Linked DNA regions of Homo sapiens: all the other regions are linked to region 2. Evidence: chromatin loops called from intact Hi-C (ENCODE). Cell type or tissue: IMR-90. All regions are shown on one strand. Region 1 has its middle 68 kb from the start of FMR1NB. Region 2 has its middle 220 kb from the start of IDS. Region 3 overlaps AFF2 (ALF transcription elongation factor 2).

What was found. Peaks named below come from ENCODE experiments on the same cell type or tissue, not always from the same donor. Only the 100,000 strongest peaks of a DNase experiment are listed, where the experiment ranks them.
Region 1: it touches region 2 in a loop (25-fold over the local background); 34 of 110 quality-filtered maps call a loop at or near these places.
Region 3: it touches region 2 in a loop (15-fold over the local background); 4 of 110 quality-filtered maps call a loop at or near these places.

Annotation. Positions count from the first base shown.
Region 1 is chrX:148,045,305-148,053,304 of GRCh38, reverse strand. It overlaps the pseudogene FTH1P8. Among named protein-coding and RNA genes, the nearest start is that of FMR1NB, 68 kb to the right of the region's middle. In IMR-90, a CTCF peak has its summit at 3,672 (motif pointing left); no DNase peak of the experiment used is centred here.
Region 2 is chrX:149,282,374-149,290,373 of GRCh38, reverse strand. No RefSeq gene overlaps it. Among named protein-coding and RNA genes, the nearest start is that of IDS, 220 kb to the left of the region's middle. In IMR-90, a CTCF peak has its summit at 3,328 (motif pointing right); no DNase peak of the experiment used is centred here.
Region 3 is chrX:148,527,217-148,535,216 of GRCh38, reverse strand. The region is part of intron 1 of AFF2 (ALF transcription elongation factor 2); the gene reads right to left. Among named protein-coding and RNA genes, the nearest start is that of AFF2, 31 kb to the right of the region's middle. In IMR-90, a CTCF peak has its summit at 4,560; no DNase peak of the experiment used is centred here.

The DNA.
Region 1 (8,000 bases), 1.2 Mb after region 2:
AAATATTCAATCAAAGGTCTCTGTGTCTTTTCTAAAAATATAATTAAAAAACCATTGTCCTAAAGATAGCAACAATAGAAACTAGGAACTACTAGAAGAGGCAGGGAGGGAGGGAGGGAGGAGGGAGGGGATAGGTTGAAAAACTGTTGGGTATTATGCTCAGTACTTGGGTGATGGGATCATTCATATACTCCAAACCTCGGCATCACACAATATACTCAGTTAACAAACTTGCATACGTACCCCCTGAATCTAAAATAAAAATTAAAAAATAAAAACCCCCATAAAAATTAAACCAAATAAAAACTTCACTCCACAATTTCAGCTTCTTATTCAAGGAAAACAACAATCTTCTATTGAAATTTACTTTTTTTTGGGGGGGGGTACCAAATTTCTTTATTTGCAGGAATGGTACAAATCAAAGAACTTAAGTGGATGTTTTGGTACAATTTATAGAAAAGGTAAAGGAAACCCCAACATGCATGCACTGCCTTGGTGACCAGGGAAGTCAACCCACGGCTATGGGGAAATTAGCCTGAGGCTTACCTTTCATTGTCACTGTCTCCCCGGGGTGTGCTTGTCGAAGAGATATTCCGCCAAGCCAGATTCGGGCGCTCCCATCTTGTGCAAGTTGGTCACGTGGTCACCCAATTCTTTGATGGCTTTCACCTGCTCATTCAGGTAATGTGTCTCAATGAAGTCACACAAATGGGGGTCATTTTTGTCAGTGGCCAGTTTGTGCAGTTCCAGTGGTGACTGATTCACATTTTTTTCCAAATGTAATGCACACTCCATCTCATTCAGCCCGCTCCCAGTCATCACAGTCTGGTTTCTTGATATCCTGAAGGAAGATTCGGCCACCTCATTGGTTCTGCAGCTTCATCAGTTCCTCAGCATGTTCCCTCTCCTCATGAGATTGGTGAAGAAAGTATTTGGCAAAGTTCTTCAAAGCCACATCATCGTGGTCAAAGTAGTAAGACATGGACAGGTAAACGTAGGAGGCGTAGAGCTCCAGGTTGATCTGGCGGTTGATGGCCGCCTCTGAGTCCTGGTGGTAGTTCTGGCGCACCTGCGAGGTGGACGCGGTCGTCAAGGCGGCGACTAAGGAGAGGCGGCGGCGGTGGCTGCGCGGCCCTGGAGCGGCGGCGGGGACCTTGGGGCAGTCCGAGGGCGCGGTGAAAAGGTGACGGAGGGCTGGCTATGGGTGGCCGGCCGGGGTGGGGGACGAGCGCCGGGTTCCGTCCAAGCACAGTTGAAGCAGGAAACCTCGACGACTCTCGGCGAAGAACGTCTCTGAAATTTACTTTTAAGCAGAGCTTAAACTTATCTTTTATTTGTGCAATTTGAATTTAATTTTTTATTTCTAAAAAATAATTTCCTCCAAAATTTGAGAGGCATAATTCTTTGGAATATCATTTTTCTATTTCATATATGTAAAATAAATCAGTGAAATAAATTATAAGCAAAATTGTTTTTAAAACATTGTCCAATATGTCAGTGTCACATATGTGATGCCGTATGATTAATTTCTTTGTAGCATTCTTACTTTGGAAGAAATATATAGAGCCAACATATTTTCCTTTTCCCCTTGGATACCAGAAAGCTCAGAGGTAAACTTTTTGCTATATTCTGTAGAGAAGTCATTCCATATTCCAGGTCCTGTTATCTCATTCCTTCTAAAGAGTTATCTCATTCGTTCTAAATAATTTGTCTTTTTTAGTTTATACATTTGTTTTTTATTGTTTCATTTCAGTCTATTAATATTGTAAACATCTTTGAATGTGGAAGGGATATAACTTATAAGTTAACCAGCTGGCTCTCTTTAGCTGTTGTCTATTCAAGATGAATGACAGAACTGATCATACTGCACAATTATATTTAGCACATGAAGGTCTCAAAGGATAGTGCCAACATACACTCCCTTTATATCATTATTTATTCAGACTACATTCTCATTTTTAAAAATCCAGACAACAGAAAAACATATGAAACACAAAACATAAGTTCCCTTGTACTACAATACTACTCCTTTCCCCACAACATAAATAAATCGCTTTAAGCAAATTTTTATATGATCTCCCATATCTTATTTTCTGAACATATAATAGCAAATGTATACTCCAAAATAGTATTCTGCTTTACATATAGCTCTGCAACTTGCTCTGTTTCTCCTACAGTTCAGCTTGGATATCTTTCCATGTCAATATATATGAATCTATGTCATTATTTTCAACAGTTACATACAATCTCAATATATGAATGTGTCATTATTTATTTCACCAGTTCTCTACTGAACGTAAGCTCTTTTAAGGAACAACATGGCACAACATGGTATTTCCATGGGGAATGCAGTAAAGAGAAGTTAAAAGTTTATTTCTAAAGACATGACCATCTTACTATTTAGTCTCTCACTTTCAGTCACATTACTAATTGCATGTAGCTCATGGTCCCTCAATAATGAATTTTTAATACTAATAAAATTGAGAGAGCAAAAATGGTAACAACTCAGTAAATGACATTTTAAGCCAACTACACGCTGCCAACACATTTTAAATGAGTATTTTATTTTCCCTTAGTTTACACTTTTAAAAAAATCCATTCCACCCAAATAGCCAGATCAAGTTGCTCAACAGGGATTTTATTTTACAATCAAGTCATCATGTAAGTTTCTAAGACAACTATCTGCCCAATGAATCGAAAGAAGAGCATTATGTGGCTTGGCTCTTACTGTGATCACCTAGCAGCTCACGTTGCAGTTTATAGAAACCTAGTCCTGATCCAAACCAAAACTCTTGGGGTGGCAGGGGTTGAAGGTGGGAACAAGAGGCAAGCTGACACTCACAGAAGACTAGAAGCTTCCCGCAATTACAAGCTTGGCTCATGTTGCCCTAAAAATATGAACTCTTTTCACAAATGTTTATAAAGAGAAAATTTTATATTGCAGGCATCTCCACTGACCAATAAGCTGTTTCTGTTTGGGGAGTAAAAAAATGAAATACAGGCAAACAACTGATTTTGTTTGGGGGAGAATTGTTTTATGTGACCACAAACATCTTGCTGGCTACAGTTTTAACTTGGTGTGTGTGTTTGGGGAAAGATGTTGGGGAAGAGGATGGCATAAGTGCTACATTCACACCCAGGTCTTCTGACTCCTATCCATCCACATCCACTAGTTCCTACATCAATCCATTTAACAAATAAGCACTGCCAGAGCACTTCACTAAACTCACTTTCAAAGCACATATTAAAGAGAAATGGCTTAAACTACTACCAGTTCTGATGTGATTAAGGCATTGATCTAGTGCCACTTTCTTGAACCCCTCAAGCTTCTAAGTTTGGGGAGCAATAATTGACCCCTTTGAGACATAGTAGAAACTGTAGATATTCTCATCATAAAAGGAGAATGCTCATACACATAACATTTTGGACACATTTCAGGAGTTTATGGACCAAATTTAACAAAATGGTATTTATTTCGATGAAAGCAATTCATAGAATGATACAACCAAACGGCATTTTGTCTTCATACCTTTGTATAACATTACATGTAAATGTATTCACAAAGCCAAAACAATCCTTTGTTGGATCTCTCATCCTGCTTTTCAAATCAGAAAATGTCACCTTATAAGAGGCCCCCAAGAAACCCATTCTGAGGGTGTTCCTCTACTGCCATCTTGTGGATTTTCGTTGAAAAAATAAAACGCTACAAGAGTTTTTTCTTCTAATTTTCAAGACCTGCATACCTCTCACCTATGTTTGCCAACTGTTAACATCTGGATACATCCACTCTATTTATCTAAATACACACCCATACCCACACATCCTTTTTTTCCAAATCATACAAAAGTAGGTTGCTTTCATCATGACACTTCACTGCAAAATATTTCAGGATGTATTTTCCAAGAATAAACTGATTCCTATAACCACAATACCAACACACCTAAGAAAGTCACCATGAATTCAATATCATCCAGCATCCAGTCTTCACTAAAATTCCTTCGATTATCCTCCAAAATATCCTTTATAGCTTCTGTTTTTCCAATCCAAGATCCACTCAAGATTCACTCAGAGCATTTGAGTGTCTCTTTAAAGAGTCCAGGTAGGATGTCCTCCATCATACCTCACATTCTAGAATTGCCTCTTTCCTCGCTATGATAGTTAGATCAAACATTTCCAGCAAGAACATCACATAAATGACGTTGTGTACCTTCCTCTTGATCATACTGAAGGCACATCATCAAGCAAAACCACTATTGGCATTGCCAAGCTTGACCACTTGGTTAAAGTGATGACCACCAGACTTTTCCATTGAGAAAGCACATTTTTTCTCTTTAAAAGTAGTCTGTAGAGTGATATTTTGAGACTTATTTTCAACATTTTACCCAGTCATATTAGCATCCTCTGATGATCCTTACCTGAGCCAATTATTACTTTGGGTGTTAAAAAGTATTGCTTTTCTAATTATTTTATTCCTTCTACATTTAGTAGCTGGCATTCTTCTGTTTTAAAAAAAACACACTGGGAATTCTTTTTTCTCCTCTCCTTTTATTTTACTTTGAATATTACCATGAATTTATGGATTTTTTTTTCTTAACTCAATGTACTATAAACTATTACCAAATTTTTTTTATGTTTAAATTATCCCAGACTTGGCCAGTGGGTGTCCCTTCAAGTTGCTTCCTGTGTCCTTATGAAATGTCCCCATCATTCTCTGATCACTTTCTTACTTTCTGGTTGTATTAATCCATTTTCATACTGATATGAAGAAATACCCGAGACTGGGTAATTTATAAAGAAAAAAGAGGTTTAATGGACTCAAGTGCCACATGGCTGGTGTGGCCTCACAATCATGGTGGAAGGCAAAGGAGGAGCAAAGGTATGTCTTACATGGCAGCAGGCAAGAGAGCATGTGCAGGAGAACCGCCCTTTATACAACCATCAGATCTTGTAAGTCTTATTCACTACCATGAGAACAGCAGGGAAAAAAAACCCTTCTCCATGATTCATTTGCCTCCCACTGGGTCCCTCTCACAACATGTGGGGATTATGGGAGCTACAATTCAAGATGAGATTTGGGTGGGGACATAGCCAAACCATATCACTGGTATAGCAAGATATCTATATCTAGGCTCACATTGTGCTTGTACTTTCACTGAAATCAGTAGTTTCTCCAAAGAAACCTGATTAGTTTAAGTAAGAAATGATGCATAGAAACAAATATCTTGGTGTTAGGTATGTATGCTACTACAGGGTCATTACTCCTATATCCAGTCAATCAATGAACAGAGATAGAAATACATACACACACACTCACACACACACACACACACACACACACGCATGCACGTATTTTAATCATGAGTTCAGAGGTCTTCTATGATTGAGTAGCTTGTAGTAGAGATGAATATTTTAACAAGAAAAAGTAGAAAAGGCAGGTTTTTATAAACATTTTTTGAGAAGAAATAAGAAGGCTACTAAGGTAGCCAGGACTTGAGAAACTAGATCCAGAAAGAAGGGAGCTCATTAAGGTGAGCTTACTTCATGGACACTTATTTTCCTCCTTGATGTTTTTGGCATGGAGAATGAGATAAAGAATTTAGCAGAGCAGTTTTAGGTCACCTCTTGGGGCTGGGGAGATTAAAAGTGTTCAGTGGACAATGCAGCTAGGTGTTGAGAGACCAAGCTCTCAGAGAGATAGAAGGGACAGAGAATAGAACCTAGCGCTTGGAACCAGTGTTCTTCTAGAGGCATTTACAGTTTAAACTGTGCAGAAAATTAGGGTAAGAAGCCAATCAGAAAGCATCAACAAAGTAGAGCAAGCAAGCAGGCTCACAATGTTCGAGGGTGAAAAATTGGAGTTCATGACCTTATAAGTAGGAGGAGTTCCAACAAACAACCCTGATTCTTAGTTGGAACTCCTAGAGAGCTACGCCCTAGAAGTGGGAGTAAACCAGAAGCAAACTGGGACATACAAAGACCGCAAATTAGCTTTCAGTTAGCAAAGCCCCAAGTTGAATTACATTTATCTAATTCTCTGCTGCCTGACAGAGGAAAAGGCAATATCCTCTGAAGGAAGATAACATGATCTGGAGTCTCTATATGTTTCATACACAATGTTGGGCATTCAGTCAAAACCATTTTTTATATGACAAAGAGTTGTATTCTTTTAAACTCTGAAGAAACAATAAGAGAAACATAAGCACTTTCATTTTTTAAAACAATCTTCTTTTCAGGTATTAAAGCTTTTCAGAGTTTAAATCAAAACTTCAATCTCATTCTGAATTCAAATCTTCTCTTCAATCTCAGTTTAGGCCTCATCTCTTGGGTCAGAAATAGGCAGGGAGGAGGAGGGTCTAATCCTTCACGTTCTTGATCTATTCAGTAAAAATTACTGACATACAAATAAATAGGAGCAAGAGAAAAAGAGAGAGGCTAGAAACAGAAACAGGTAATATTGGAGTTATCAGACCAAGACTTTAAAATAATTGTGATGAACAGGTTCCACAGAATTGGAATCTACAATAAAAAGCCAAATGGAAGTCTGGAACAGGAAATAAAATAGCTAAAATTAAGAGCTCAACAGATGGATTTAACAGCAGATTGGGCAAAGTTGAAAATGGAATTAGTGCACTAGATAGTATCTAGAATGAAGTGTAGAAGTAAAAAGCATTGATATTGCTGAAAAGGTTGTAAGATATATATATATATAATAGTGGGAAAGACTAATATAAGTGTAGTTGGGGGACCTAAGAAAAGAAGAGCAAGGGAGTTAGGGTAGAAGCAGCCTTAGAGAAAGTGGACAAATTCTTTAAGAAACACAACTCAATAAAATTGAAACAAAAATAAATAGTCCTAGATCTATGAAAGAACTGAAACCTGTTATTAAAAACCTCACCACAAAGTAAAACTCCAGGCTTAAATGGCTTCACTGACAAAGTGTTTCCAACACTTGGAGAGTAAATAACATTAATCTTACACGAATACTTCCAAAAAAAAAAAAAGAGAGAGAAAACATGGAACACTTCTCATCTTGTTTTATGAAGCCACCAAAACCAAAACTTGTAAAGGACATTCCAAGAAATAAAAATCACATTAATAATGTGTGTGTGTGTGTGTGTGTAAATCTAACTTAGTGATATTTAACAATGCTAATATATCACAACCACATGAAGCTTATGGAAAATTAATTCATTTAACTTATAATTTACTATATTAACAGGAAAAAAGGACAGAAAATCATATGATCACCTCACTAGATGCAGAAAAGATATTTAATAAAATTCTACTTTCAGTTGTGATTTGAAAAAAAAAAAAGAAAGCCTCTTAGCAAACTTAGAAGACAAGGGAACTTCCTCAATCTGAAAAAATAGCAGCTACAAAAATCCTACAGCAAACATCATAATTATTGTTAAATTATCTTAAAAATTTCCCCTGAGATCAGGAACAAGATAAGATATCTGTTAGCAACACTTCTATTTGATGTCATACTAGAGATCCTAATCAGCATAATAAGTCAAGGAAGAAAGGAGGGAAAGGTATAAGGATTAGAAGTGAAAAAAATCCAAAAGTATCTACAAAAGTTTTGAATTAATAGCTGTTTTAAGGAGGTTGGTATGAGTTCAAAATATAAAAATCAATTTCATTTATCTAGATCATGAGAGTAAGTACAAATTTTTAAAACTACAATATCTTCCAAAAATAGGCAAATACCTAGAAATAAATCTTTAAAAAGATGTGTAAGGTCTTTACACTAAAAACCATAAGATATTTCTGAGAAATTTTTTAAAAACCGATTTAAATATAGGAATATGCTTATGAACATGAATATACATGTTCATAGGCTGGAATCTTGATTTTGTTAATATATCATTTCCTCCCAACTTCATTTGTGGAGTCAATAAAATCTCTCCCCCAAAAAGTCACAAGGTTGTTGTGAAAATTAATAAGCTGATATTCAAATTTATATGAAACCTCAGTTGGAGGGGGAAGTAGAGCAAGAT
Region 2 (8,000 bases):
GAGAGACAGCACTAGGCTGGGCCTCTGAGGGGGTGGTGGGTATCATGCACTAACGATGCAGCAGGATACAAAGGGAGGAGTAAGCCGAGTGTGGTGGCACACACCAGTAGTCCCACCTACTCAGAAGGCTGAGGCAGGAGGATTACTTGAGCCCAGGAATTCAAATTCAAGACTACAATGAGCAATAATCACACCATTGCACTCTAGCCTAGGTGACATAGTGAGATCCTGACCTTCCCGACTAAAAAGAAGGGAGTGGTCACAGCTCCTGGAACACAATAGATGTTGAGTTTATGATGGCTCTTACTAATTCCTTCCTCCCACAACCTACAACTTGAGCCAAAGCTTTCTAAAATCTTGTCTTGAAAGCTTCATCAATAACAGGAAACGCATATTTACACAGGGTCCAGATGCTGCCTCAGACTCCTTCCCAACACAGCACTCAAGGCAGCCACTCCCACTCATTGAAAATTAGAAGGTGAGATCAATCGTTTTTGCTATACCTGATCCAGTTGCAGGCAGGCTAGCCTAAAGGAGTTATGGCTCCTGGCTGGTGATGTTCCAGGATGTCAGGCCAAATAGCCTCTGGCCCTTCCTCAGATACCTGAGATCCTCTGTGGGCCCCTTTTCCAAGCTGCGGAGGTGGGATTTGTGGGGCACGTGCCTAAGGAGCAGGCCTAGGAAAGAGTGAGATGAAGCAGGCTGGTCCCCATTGCCCACCCCTCCCACCTCAAGAGCCAACCAGAAAGATTAGTTCATCAAATAAAAGAGAAAAATGATTCCTACATTACTCTTAAATGGGTGATTATAAGATTTTGGGTAACAAAAGCAATAATGATTATATTGCTCAAATAATAAAAATGGAGAAGGGTTGCACATCTGAGCTGACCACATAGGAAGCATCAGGCCTAGCAGCAGGGGCACTGAGCAAAGAGCTGCTGGGGACCCCTGGCCACTGCTGCATGGGGAGAACAGCCATGGTGGAGAAACCTCATTTTCCCTGGGGACAAACCCAATTCTGCCCTCTCTTCGGAAACCTGGTTATTTCACTTATGTCTTCTTAAAACAAACAGAACAAGACAAGGGCTCCTGATGACAATAGCCTGATGTGCATTTGTTTTGGCACAACACTCTGGGACTGCCTTTGGAGTCTCTGACTACACTAGGGGGAGAGAAAGCTAAGGGTGAAGGAAGCCCTGGTCAACAGCTGGCCCTGTTGTTGGGCCAAGCCTCAAACAAGACCTGTTTTGATCTGTTCCTCGTCCAGCCACAGTGGACTCCTGCGAAGGAGAGACTACTGATGGCCTGGGGAGGTCCTTCTGTGAATCCTATGCTTTGGCCAAACCACATTCTTCATTGCTATGCAAGCACACCCATGCTTTCTTGCCTCTAGACCTTTGTGCATACAGTTTTGTTTTGTTTACCTGACAGCTACCCTATCTTGTGCCCTTTTGATTACTTTCTCTCAATGTCCAACTCACCTAAAAGACCCATCACAAGTGACATTTCCTCAGGAAGCCATTGCTGGCACCATCTCTCCCTACCTCCCTTCCTTATCTAAATTAATTTCTCTCTCTCTCTCTCTCTCTGTGTGTGTGTGTGTGCTTGAACTCTCTTTAAGAACCCAGGAATTTGTGCTCTTATTTTGGACATTTGTAACTCTGCTATGGGCCCATCTCCTCCACTAGACTGGGAGTTCCTTGGGGACAAACTCCAGACTTGCCTTGTCCCTGGAGTTCTCCAGGGGCTGGCCTGACTTGCAGTGGGCAGGAAAGTGTGCTGAATTGTATTTTGAGCTCAGTAACTCAATCCCAGGCTAGTTTAAGTAGGCTAAGGTATGGTCCTTAATGGCATTGCACTTCCCACCCTGTTGCCTGGCATGAAAGCATGTGTTTTCTAGTAGCATATGGCAGTGCCAAACCCTAATTGGCTAGGCCAGACCTCTGCTAACCCTCCATGGAGATTGATTGCTGGAACTGTACCCTAGTTCCTGAGTTGACAACAGACTTTCACTTAGCTTGTACCATCCTCTCTCCTATATAAATGGATGACAGTGTAGACCCATTAAGGTCTTAGCTTGGAGTGGTTGATCTAGGAAGAGGATGTCCTCGAGGGCTTTCTTATGCCTAGTGATCTCTGAAAAGTCCAAGACTCTATGTGATCTTATGAACTCATAGATCTCCAGTGTTAGAAGGACCTCAGAAAGTATGCACTATAACCCCTTCAGCTTAAAAGTATGGTAACAGAGGGGGCATATGAATTGTCTAGGGTCACAGAGCAAATCTATGGAAGGGATAGGAAGAAAATCTAGGTCTTCCGACTTCTGGCCAGTTATTCATTAAGTACATCCTCCTTTCTCTGTTTCCTGGTCACCCAGTTAACAAGACACGGTTAAGGATGTATGTAAACTGGTGAGGGGCTTGAACATTTCTGGGTTTCAAGTGTATAATTTTTAGAAAGCAATTTATCATGATTTATAATTGATTAATATAGAATGCCCTTTCAATATGCGGAGCAAAATTGTCATTAATAATTCACTGGATTCTACATTTGAGTGACTGTATAAATTGTTAAAGCAGTTGGAACTCCAAAATCCCAGAGCAGAGTGTCAAAAGTCTCATGGTGAAAATTCTCTAAATGATTATTGTCAATGTTGATGAGACTGCGATAAGACTGGATCCCTGGGATGTTTTAGGGACTGTGCAAATTGGAGCCGGCCCTTGGGGTTGCATTGCGTGTCATCCACTCACAACAGACTCGCTCATTCACTCTCATTTGTCTAGTCTTCTACTACATATGTGCCAGCCCACTCTGTCCTTTGGAATCTCACTTCTCCTAAGCTATGCTATGGAGTGGCATTTGGTCCCCAGTTTCCTGTAAGTAATGCCTGGGAAAGACAAAGTTCTATACTTAAGGGTGGCCACTGCAGCATTCTTTATAAAAGGGATATATACAAGTTACTTAGAGGAGACTGCTGAGTTTACTCAGGACCCATCACTGACGGATGATGTAGAACTTCAGACAGCTGGCTATAAAGACAATGTAGAAGCACATAAGATGCTTATGGTCAGCGAAACAAATGCCTTCTGTAGAGCAGGACTGCCTGAAACACTATTATGTCCATGCAAAAATGTGACTGATGTAAACAGGGGCTGGAAAGGGGTTATTCAAAATGAAAGTGTTAGCTTTGCTGTGGAGGTACGGTTGTGAGTGGTCCTTCTGTTTCCTAATTCCAGTTTGCTTGATTGATTTCACCTATTCACTTAAAAGGAAACAAAGCCTGATGTCTGCGGTCAATGCAATATGGTGTAGTTTTGGTCTTCTGCCAGCAGGTGGAGATGCCCCGCTTTCTGTTTCCTGGCAGTCAAGCTACCAGAAAAAAAAAGCCTTGGTCTCAGTTGGAAAGTCCTATAGATTCTCTGCATTTTTATTTAAATATCTAACCATGAATTCTCCAGCACCCAATGAGCCCTGAAAATTATTTCTGATCAGATTATGTGGCTTCAAGGGAACAGATCCAAGTTTTAAAGGCCTGAAGCTTACATAATTTGGGAGGCCTTTTTGAGAAAAATAATTCAAAATTACAAAATCAAGTGCAGAGCCTTGTAAGGGGCCCCTGCAAACATGGCCCATTGAGCTGAGTCTTCATGAGCTTCCCAATAAATCCACTTGAGACTGCTGTTCTTCACAGTCCATCTGGCCTAGGGAGGAAGGGCATTGCCATGGGAAGACCACAAGCTCTTTGAGGGATGGGTCATGTCTTTATCCCATCAGGCATTGGTAAAAGGTTTTTGACTTCCCTGTTCTTTTCAGTTTAATGCCGAGTGTTTAGTAGGTACTCAGTGACTGGGTATTAAATCAGAGGAAGCAGAAACAGGGGCTAGGAAGAAGCCTGGAACCCAAACTCACCTTGTATGGCAGAGGAAGCTTGAAAGTCATGCCTCTTCATCTCATTCTTCTGAGAGCACCAGCTAGCTGGATGGCAATGACCAGAAGTGCTGCTCTGTGGGCTTCCCACACATCAGCTACCACATGCAATTCATCTCTGGATTCCGGAGGGTCTGGATTATGCAGTCTTATTTATATAGAGAGAGTTTGACAACTTGAAAGACCCCTTCAGCATGAAATAGGTAAGGGAAGATTTTCCTTTAAATTATCCTTAAATTAAGTTTAAATTTAAATTCAAATTAATATGCACAAATAGTTGTGTCTGCAATTCATCTTAATTGCCCTGCCCCATTTTCTTCCTATACTTTATATACAGGTAGTCACAATCCTCCTTAATATAAGCATTCTGGTGACTGGCTACTTTCTTTGACCCTTCTGTTTATAGGAATGGTTAATCTCTCTCTCACACAACCATGGCATCTCCTTCTGGAATCATACCACCTGCTTATTCTGGTCTATAATGGATCAACCAGCAGTGGTGTCTGATCCTTATAATTTTTGTAACTTGTCCCTAAGGATAACTCCATACTGAATAGGTTTCTTCCTTGTCCTGCCTCCCTCACTACATCATTTGGGTTCGACTAGGCTGTAACAGCAAATAAACCCATACATCTAATGGCTTAACAGAAAAGAACTTTACTCTTTGTGCATGTAATAATCCAGAATGGCCCAAGAGTGGCAAGGGCCTCTGTTCCACACAGTCATTCAGGAGCCCAAGCAGAAGGAGGCTCTGCCTTCTTTAGCACATGGCTTTCAGCATCACTGTGATTATCTCCAACCCAATTAAGCAGAAAAGGAAAAACACACAGGTGCCCATGTTAAAGTTTGTAATGGGCCAGCCCTAGAATTTACACACCTTGCTTCTGCTTAAATTTCATCCACTAAATCTTAATGACATGGTCACATGTAATTGCAAGGGAGACTAGGAAATGTAGTCTTATTGTGCATCCAAGAAAAATAAATAGATTCTGGTGGACAGGTAGCAGTCTCTGCCATATCACATATAGCATGGCATATATTAATAAGCAGTTTAGGTTCCTCCCAGACATTAATTTTAAGATGTTAGAGTAAGAATGTTTTTACTTTTCGCTTTGAAACAAAATTGGGGAAAAATGAATGAGAAACAAAAACAAAGACAGTATTTTTGTTGAAACTGGGAAACTCCTATAATCAGGAACCAGACAAATAAGATGGGATGTCACATGCAGTGAACTTTGGACTGGAGTGATGGGGGCTCCAATAGAAAATAACTGCTTTTCCAAATCTTGAGGAGAGCTGGCAGAGCACAAAATTCTCCAAAGTAGGTGACCTGCTCAGAGGGCAAATCTAATAATTTTTTGTTTGGAACAATAAGATCTGGGTGGCTGTTTAGCTGAGGGAATCTCCCCAACTTCCTTGGATACTTTAAAATGGCAGGGGAGGTAGGAATGAGTGAGAAAACTCACGGATACTCCATCTTTGTAAATGTGCAGCATGTAGAAGAAAAACTGTGGGTGTTAAGCAGCTCTGTAGCAGCCATTCTTTGTGAGCTAAGAAGAAAGGTTAAACCACCTCTCAGTCACTCTCTATTGCACATGAAGCACATTCACAAAACCCGCTTCACAACCTTCTCCCACAAGACCATGAATCATAAAGGATTTTTCTAAGAATTAGGGGATTTTCTACTAACGCAGAACACAGCCCCAGCCCCTCTTCCACACTACTTCTTTCAAATACCTGCTCTAGGAAGATTTCTGCTCACTCAAGGATGACTAATAATAAAAAAGGAACAAGGAGATCCATACAAAAATGTCACAAAATGGTGGAAAATAGCAGGACAAAAAAGGCAAACAGCCTACACAGTATGAACATTTTGATGTGGAGTAGATGAAAATCATGACCAAATATTTGTTTAAGAACTCAATAACTTAACAATGGAAGTAATTTGTGAATTAAGAGCTTAATGCAGAGGTATAAGGAATCAAGAAAAGCAACAAAAATTAAAATTGAGCTGCCTGTATCTAGGACACAAAGTAGAAGAGAAAACTAAAATCATCAGAGAAATTATGGTTAGCTTGTAAATAGTAGTAAATGGTGACACAATATTATCATAGTAGCTGATGTAAGAGTACAGATTGTTGACAACAGAAAAATAGATAGCAGCTTTGAGGCAATTGAGCAAAATGAAATGGAAATTATAAAAAGTGATTAGAAGAAAATTGTAGATATGGAAGACAGGCAAAGACAGAATTAATGTTTTCTTCTTTAAGAAGAAAAAACTAGAGAAGTATAAAATATCCAAATATGTAAATTTAAAAACTTTACTGATATTAAAAAAGATTTGAATCTAAGGATCTAAAGGGCATGGTGTTTCTTAAGGAAAAAAATGTCTAGTCAGCACTGAACCATAGTCTAGTAAGGTTTCCTGAAATAAAGACAAAGAAAAATAATCCTATGGGGCATCTAGGCAAAAATGATCAAACTACTATAACAGCAAAATAAAAAAACACAAGTTGGCTTTAGGCTATCCTACATACAACATTACATGACAGTAGAGAAGTACTTAAAAAATTACCAAAAAAAAGATGATGTGAGCCAGTAAATTTGAGCTAGCTAAATTGTCATTCAGGTGTAATGGTGACAGATAAATATTTTCAAATATGCAATAATGTTTCATGGGCTGTAGTTTCCAAGAACACTTTTTTGAAGACACTACTAGAAGATAAAGTTGAACCAAAAGGTGAATGGGAAAAACGGTGGCAAAAATAAATGTAGAACTATGGTTAAAGGTTATAACAATTATGGGAACTACCACTGCAATATACATGTAAATGTAATCAACCACGATGATGAAGAAATATTAAAATACCCAGTAAAAATTAGGGAATGTAAGGGGAGAGAAAGTGAGATTGTGCGTGTAAGATGGCATGTTTATTTTTTATAGTGGGTGGGGTCAAAATATTTTTAAAGGTGGCCATTGAAGTTTAAAAGGTATAAACCTATTTAAATGTATAAAATTAACCACTAGAAAAACTAAGGCCAGTAGTATACCCCACAAAATTAAAAGGTGGAGGGCAAGGGGAGTTAGAAGTAGGGACATTTACTACTGTTATTGAAGAGTCAATATAAACTAGCTAAATAAATAGAAGATTAAGTACAGCCTATAAAATTATTTTTACAGAGGCAAACATTAAAAATAAAATGACACTATACACCTTAAAAAATAACCGGAGACCCCAAATAAAACAAAGGAGAGAAATCAAAGTTTTTTAAAAAATTGTAACACTCATACTACACATATCTACCCTATCAATACACAGGAAAAGAGACACTCATATTCAGTGACAAAGAAAAACCCAATTAAGTACTGACTGTAATATACTCATCTAGAATGAAATGACTCAGAAAAAATTGAAAGCAAATGAGTAGGCAAAAGCATATTAGAAAAATGGAAATAAGAAGAAAGCAGACAGCTGAAAATTAATATCAGACAAGACTGAATTCAAGGAAAAGTGAACCAAAGAAGGGCAGGGTACAACACATAATGAAGGTCTAACAGCAATGAATATCTATGCACCAAGTAACATATCAAAATTTATAAAGCAAATCCAGGCATGGTGCCTCTCACCTATAATCCCAGCTACTCAGGGGGCTGAGGTGGGAGGATTGCTTGAGGCCAGGAGCTCAAGACCACTCTGAGCATCATAGCATGACTCCATCACTAAAAATAAAAATAAGAAAAAAATTAGCAGGGTGTGGTGATGCACTTCTGTAGTCCCATCTACTTGAGAAGCTGAGGCAGGAGGATTGCTTGAGCCCAGGAGTTTAAGGCTACAGTGAGTTATGATCATGCCACTGCACTCTGGCCTGGGCAACACAGCAAGACCCCTGTCTCTAAGAAAGAAAACAATTATAAAGCAAAATGTAGAGAATACATAGAGAACTAGAAACACATATAGAGTAGTTCTATATTTATTTAGCTACACCTTTCCATAACAAATAGTCAAAAAATAAGTAGTCATGGAGGACTTAACCAAATTAATAAGGTAATTTAAAAATCTATTTTATTAATA
Region 3 (8,000 bases), 760 kb after region 2:
TAATCACATCATAATAACCACAATGATGGTGGTAGCAGCTCTCATATTGAGTGACTATTATTCGCCAAGTCCTTGTGTAAATTACCTCACAGTCAAGTACCCTATGACTTAGGTGCTATGATTTCCTCCATTTTCCAAATGATGAAATTGAGGCATGGAGAATTTAAGTAACTTTACCCAGGCCACATGATGAGTAAGGAGAAGAGTTAGCATTCAAATCCATGTCTCTCTGACCACAAAGCCACACCTTTTATCATTTCCTTATACGACAGCTCAGGGTGTCATTTGAGGAGCCATCCTATTCTATTGAGCAAGCAGGTAACAAGATTGGATATGTGATTTAGAAATGAAACAAAACTACATGGACAAATGTGGGATACTCAGGACAATTCAATAAAGTTTTGAGGATCAAAACTTCTGGAAGGAAGATAATGAATACAAAAAGAAATAAAGCTTAGTCAGACATCTTCTATTACTTGCAAAATAAGAATAGTGGTTTTTCTTTCTGTCATCATTAATACAATGTATCCCAGTAGTAACATCTAACCTTTATTAAGAGTCTTTTTTTGTGCCAGACATTACTTTATTCAACCTTTACAACAACCTTATGAGGTGGATAGTGTTATTTTCACGATTTCACAGCTGTGGGAATTGGGGCCTACAAAACTATGTGACATGTCCATGGTTGCATAGCTCAACATGGATAGTTCTGGAATTCAAATGCAGACTATGCAGTGCCACAGTTTGAGCCAAAATAAACATGTGATGCCAACTTTTAAATGCCTTGCTCTATTAACTAAGTCTGAATTCTTGTCATTTTTACATCCTTTTCATATTCCAAAGAACTTTCACCTATGTGTATCATTTGATCTTCATGGTAGTCACAGATGAGGACACTCAGGCACAGAGTTTGACAGCTTGCCGAGAGCCATGAAGCTGGTCCTAGGCAGGGGTCTTCAGACTTGTGGCTAAGTGCTGGGCCACTGTTGCATCCAATCACCCTATCTGAGAAAAGCAGCAAGGCTTTCACTCACATCCCTATGTACAGCTTCCATTGTTTTGCTATAGGTAGAATTCTATTTGAATCATTTGGTTCTAAGTGACCTAGTGAGTTAGAGTGAATTAGATTTTCCAAGCACAGACCTTGCTTTAAAACTTCATTTTTCCTCAATAGATTTGCCAGGGAAATAGGATGTCTGGCAAAAGTGGCAATGGGAATTACATTGAAGTATGGTTTTTAAAAGAAAACGAGAGGACTTAGTGAGCTGTATTTGAAATACAGTCCATTAAGAGATTTAACATTTATTATTAAGATATTAAGTAATAAATATTGAATTTAATGATTCACTCTTCAAAATTTTCAGAATGCTGATATATTTTAAGTCAAAGCAAATGAAAATTGAGTTGGAGACTATGAAAGACAAATTTATGAAGCCAGTAAAACCAATTTCTAGATTTGCCTTATTAAAGTTCTTATTAGAATAATGGCATAAATATGACCCTGGCAGAAATTTCATAACATATTCTCTTTATTTTGGTTCAATTTTCAGGAAGATCACTTGTCATCAATCTAGATTCTCCAAATCCACCGCCGATTAGAGAAACTAACATAAAACAAATTATCGGGCCAGGTGCAGTGGCTCATGCCTGTAATCCCAGCACTTTGGGAGGCCGATGCAGGCGGATCACGAGGTCAGGAGATCAAGACCATCCTGGCTAACACGGTGCAACCCCATCTCTACTAAAAATACAAAAAATTAGCCGGGCTTGGTGGTGGGTGCCTGTAGTCCCAGCTACTCGGGAGGCTGAGGCAGGAGAATGTCGTGAACCCGGGAGTCACAGCTTGCATTAAGCCAAGGTCGCACCACTGCACTCCAGCCTGGGCAACAGAGCAAGACTCCGTCTCAAAAAAAAAAATAATAATCAAAGGTTAACACAATCTACTAATCACCTGGATACCATATTTCAACCTTAAAGCCATTACTATATTTGTGAATCATAATTTATGCACGCTTTAACACAACACTTTTTGGTGAAAGGAAAGATTTGTTTTCCTTTCATAATTATTGCATCAATGTGCATAACCTTTACATTTGCAAAAGCCACTCTGAATCCCAGAGACAGAAGATAATTGACCTTGAGTTCTGTTCAGTGGTGATAGAGCGTGACTGCAAATTCCTGGTTTCCACATAATGGATTGAGATGATCTCTTCCAGAATTAGCCTTCTATGAAACATCACTAAAAATTGGCTAAGCTGCTCCCAAGATGCCAACACTTCATAACTTAGCTAATTAATGTTTGATAAAGTATGAAGACACTGTTTGACCGACTGTTAAATACATACACACACACACACACATACACACACATCCAGGCTCACAATTTGGTTACAATATTTGTTTATGTCTAAGTAATTTGGATAGAATCATTGTGCACCATGGCAAAAGTATACACAATTAGTTTGAACAAATCAGGGCTGAATTTCTCATCCATATACTGTGGAAGCAGCTCAAATTATAATTACTTCCCAATATCCTGCTTAAAACACTGAATGTGATGCCTTGACTTCTTGCTAAATGCTACTTCTTTCAATTGTTCTTTAACTACATCTCTCCAAGTGATTTCCTTTATCTTATTTGTCTGTTTCTAAAATAACTTTCTTAAAGAATGCCTATTTTCATGGACAGAAACTGTTTTTTCTGAATGAACTGTCATAAAGTCATTCCTTGACCATTCTTCCTGTGTTTGTGTGTTTTGGTTGTGGTGCATATGGTTAAATAAATCTTACTGAAATGCACAATAGTGTCATCTACAACCAATTACCATCAGCAATTGCTTTGTAAACACTCAACAATAAAACAATTTGTTTTAGTGAATGGAGTCTGTGTCAGTCCAACATTAAGTTAAAAAATGGCATGGAATCCACCTCAACTACAGTAATACTTAATTGCTACTCAATTTGCATAATTTATACAAATTAATGTAGACTCAATAATTAGCATTTTCATATGGTTTATTGGAATCTAAAAGGCATAACAGTACGGTCTGTTAGCAATCTGAACATGTTTAAACAATATGTTTTGTGAGTCACTGGCATCTTAAGTTAGCCTTGCACAAAATGGGAATCAAGAAAACATACAAATATCAATTTGTATGTTCTGTCTTAGTAGGGCTTACTAAATCTAGATTTCAGTGATGTACTTTTGGTGATGATGATGAACTGATTAAAAACCCCCATTAAAGAATGTTAACAACACTTGAACAAATAAGACAGGAAGGAGCTAGTTCAATATTTTGCTTTTTTTTTAAAAAAAAGATAATTAATCTTCTATCAATACTTATTCTTCTCATATGTATATACAAATATTCTAAAATAAACAAATACATAAAAATAAAAGCTGAGGAAATCCAGCTGACTTGTGTAGCTGTTAAAATAGTCAAATATCTGATTCCTGGTAATAAAAATACAAATACTTCCAACTTAACATATAGACAGATAGATGCTGTATACATTTACAAACATAAATTCAATATTTGGGAAAACGTTAACCCCTTAACCATCTTCCACATTTGTATGCTGCTTAATAGTCTACAAACGTTTTCACCTACACTATGCCCTAGGGCCTCACAACAACCCCATTACACAGATGAAGACACTGAGGCTCAGAGAGGTCCCATGCTCCTCCTTCTACTTCATGCATTACCTATAATAAATAGTCATGCACAAATGAATGCATATTTGAATTCCTCTTGCCTCAGTAGAACTCGGGGCAACTTTCCTGAAGATGAAATCTCGTGTTCCATAATGCTGAATGTTTTCCTACTGTATCTTCTATGAAATGATGATAAACAAGCCACATTTTTCCAACCTGCCCTTTACCTTGTACCTAAAATAAATATTCAGAATTCTGGAACATGGGATTTCATTTTATTTGGATCAGTACTAAATTTCATTGCCTTCTTTTGTGAAGGCGAATATTCAGTCCTCCTGGCAAATACAGTGCTTTGTGAAGACTGTGTCAGATGGGGGATGGGGAAGACTTGTGTTTGCCTCTACCTCATCATCCCAAGATGCATTTGAATGTTATGTTCATACTTTTACCATATATTTTTTGCTTTCATTTTTCTGATATATTTTAATAAAGTCCATTTTAATAAACAGAAGTTATATTTTTCTTAATGAACAATTCACTGGCCATTTTTCCTGTCTGTATGCCTAAAAAAGAGAAAAAGCCAGGGCAAAGTTAATGTCTGTTTTCCATTTTTTCCTCATCATTGGTCCCACAGCACTCAGCTGAACACCTGGCAGAGCCACCCAAACATGTGCTAAATGTAAATGATTAAACAGACAAAAACAGGATGGTCTTAAGCTTTCAATTCTCTCTCAAGAATAGTCAGGGTACCATACCTATAGGATATACTTGTTGTAGTCCAACTTATTTTATATAATTTCCAATATTCTCATTTCCTAAGTATAACACTATTTTTTCCCTAAATTCCAAGCTTCCCAATCTTAAAAAATTCGAGAATGAAACATATTTTGTGTTAGTCCTCAGCACCTGCTGGTGATGTGGGGAATTGCAGCTTAACTATATAAGACATTGCAAGCAAGAAAAAAAAAAGGAGCAAATTTACAAGAATTGCCACCAGACTTAGGAAATCTCAACGCATAGAATTAATTCATATCAAAAGAGGAAGGCATGGGATGGGAATGAAAGACTGGAGTTATGAACAGTCTGCAAAAATCACCCCAAGGCAACACTTGCCAAGTCACCTAACTTGGAAAATGTTTTAATTCAACCAAATGGAAGATTCCTGGACATTTTCATGATGTGATAACAATTTTAAATAGTAGTGACACTGACATTTTTTAGCACTTATGTGCCAGGCATAATATTATATAATATTAACAATAGCTACCATATATTGAGTATCTGCTCTTCAATGGAAAAGGCTGGCAAATCTGCCCACAGATGACCTGAGAATGACAATAATGATAACAGTAGCGATATAACATTTCTTGGGTGCTCAATATGAGTCAGACACCATCCTGGATAATTGACACACATGAAGTCATCTAATGCTCCTGACTTCCCCATGAAGTAGGCACAGGTATTGCCACATGCCAGGCACTCTTCTCAGCCCCTTCACATATTAACCTGTCTGATAAGCACAACCACCCTTTTTTACAGATAAGGAAACCAGGGCACCAAGAGGGGAAGGGACTTGCCCAAAGTCGCAGGATTACATGGTTAAGCTAAGATTCAAATGGGCAACAGGGCACCTCCAGAAACTCCTGACTACCCACTTGCTGCTTATCATTTTAGCCATTCCAAGAGAGCCACTTATGTCACTTCATTCCCAACAACAGAGGAAAACCATTTCCAATTTTGTTTTAATAATCGTTACAACCATCTGGTGATACTTAGTAAAATATGGGTGGGTTTTCCAGAAGCCTCATTCTTTGGTTTGGAAAGCTGGTGATGAGGGTGCTAGAAGCCTCAAAGCAGGTTGCCATGTGGTGGGAGTACTCCTACCCTCAGAATAATTTATTTACTCCTTGAACCTCATCGGAGAATCTGCGCACATCAGAAGGTTTTTGCTAAAATATCATGTTGCATCAGAAACCATTGGACAAACACGCATCCAATTTATCACTTTCTCAAGCTTAGTTTTGATATGTTAACAACCATCATTTAAACAAACAAATGACTAGGTTGACAACAGAAATGTCAACACAAGCACAATCTACTCATTTACTGATTAGCCAGTTGCTGTAGCTGTGTTGACCTATACTTTGTTTTTGTACATAAAGGCCCCATTGCATAGGAACAAAAAAGGTGCCTGATAGATGCTCTCAGTGTTCCTTTAATGATAACACACTGCCTCATGTCATCATGGGTGAAGAAAAACTTCAATGGAATGGGAAGGGTCATGGGGTCATGCATGGCAGTCCACTCCCTCAACCTACCAAAGCCAGCACTGGGCTACCACAGATTTTCTCATTAACTAAGGAGGCAGACAAAATGTCCTGGACATCACACTGGTGTGCACCTCCATTAGCACCCTTGGAGTAGAAAACAGATGGGCTTATTTTTACTGGCTTGTTTATAAATCTTTATGATTGATGATATTTCAGATCTGGAATCTGGGACAAAATTTGTATCAATATAACTTAAGTTATGATTATCAACTTTATGAGCACAGTAGGAAAACAGAAGATGTTTCTTAAGGAAAATCTTTAAAATAACTTATCCGCATTAAATCAAAATTTTTACTTTAATGACCTGAAAGAAATTTGTATGAATGTTCTCAGATAACTACAGAAAAGCCCTTTATTAAAAAAAAATAGGGACCACTTATACTCAACATGGTGAAGTTGAAGCAAATTCCATACCCAGATGTGTAATTTTCTGAATGAAAATAACATTCATATGGCTTTTTGAATACATTGGTTTAAGTGAGTTGAGAACGGATTGTTTCTTTTAGAAATATTTATTATTTTAAAGTATTATAGTGCTTATGAAAAAAATTAATGAACTGAAATGAATCCAAAATGTGAACTGGAGTGAATCCAAAATGTAAATGGGAAGGCACTTCTCTCCCTAGTTCCAGAAGCTTTCCTGAGCCAGATGATTGCCATAACATCATGCCTAGCCCCAATTTCCACTCTGCCTTTCAAGAGACCATGTTACCAGGAGTTTGTCAAAGGTCTAAGGCTGAACACCAGGAACGCCATGAGAATTTCTATAACATATATGTGCACTTCACAACTGAAGACATATCAACACAGAAAAAAATTCCTTTAACAAGAGTAGGAAGTGATGACTGATTTTACAAAAGAATTGATCTCAGTTTCCCTTTAAATGAGAAGCTCACCTCGAGAAGTTAAAATAATATATAATTGACTAGTGTGCTAAAGTTTTCCCAAAGTAGAAAAATATCTAAAAGGTGAGGTACAGCTGTAAGGGCAAATCAAATACCAAATTAACAAATTAACAAATCCCTCAAGTTTTATTGGCTCTCTTGTTCTTTCTTTTCCAGAGGTAAATTTAAAAAGTAAAGTGAATTACAGTAGTCTTTGCTCTTCTCCTAGCACAGATTGTTACTTGCCTTAGGCTACTCTAAGCATATGAAAACAGTTGAAATCTGCAATTACAGGACACTACCTATGGTTAGCAGCGCATCACTTTCTTGGGTCAGCTAAAGGCAAATGGTCATTGGAGAGCTGCTAAAAAGAGTCAAGGAAAGGATAATGTGTATACTGTCCTTCAAATGGTTTTCTGATGTCAGGAGAAGAAAGAAATCAACAGGAGAAATGGGATACAGAGGTACAGAGGCAGGCTCATCTGAGCCAGTACTAGAGTTAGGGCAAGCAAACAAGATGGTTTCAGGTGACTTAGAAGGGACCCAATTACTGGTCCAGGAAATGACAAAGGTCAATGCATAGAATGAGGATGAGGTGGCGGGGGAACATTTCTCATTTGTTTTTTTGAAACATTTTTATTTTGAAAAAAAATTCAGACTTCCAGAAAAGCTGTAAGAACATTAAAATAGCCTATATATCTTTCACGTAGTGTTAATTGGCAGTCATGATAGCCCCCTACCTGTAAACCCAACATTGTGTATCGCCTAAAAAAAGAACATTCTCCTACATAACCACAATATGATTATCAAAATCAGGAAATTGATGTTGATATTCTACTGTTATCTAACCTACAAACTTTATTTAGATTTCACCAACTGTCTCAATAATATACTTTATAGAAAAAAAGAAAGAAAGAAAGGGTCCAAGATCCAATCTAAATTCATGCCTTGCATTTAGTTTTCATGTTTCTGTAGCCTCCTTTACCCTGGAGCACTTCTCCAGTTCTATTTTTCACTATCTTGACATTTTTTTAAGAAAAGGGGCACTTATTTTGTAGAATGTGCCTCAATTTGGGTTTATTGTCTGATGTTTCCTCATAGTTAAATCCAGATTATGTACTATTGGCAGAAA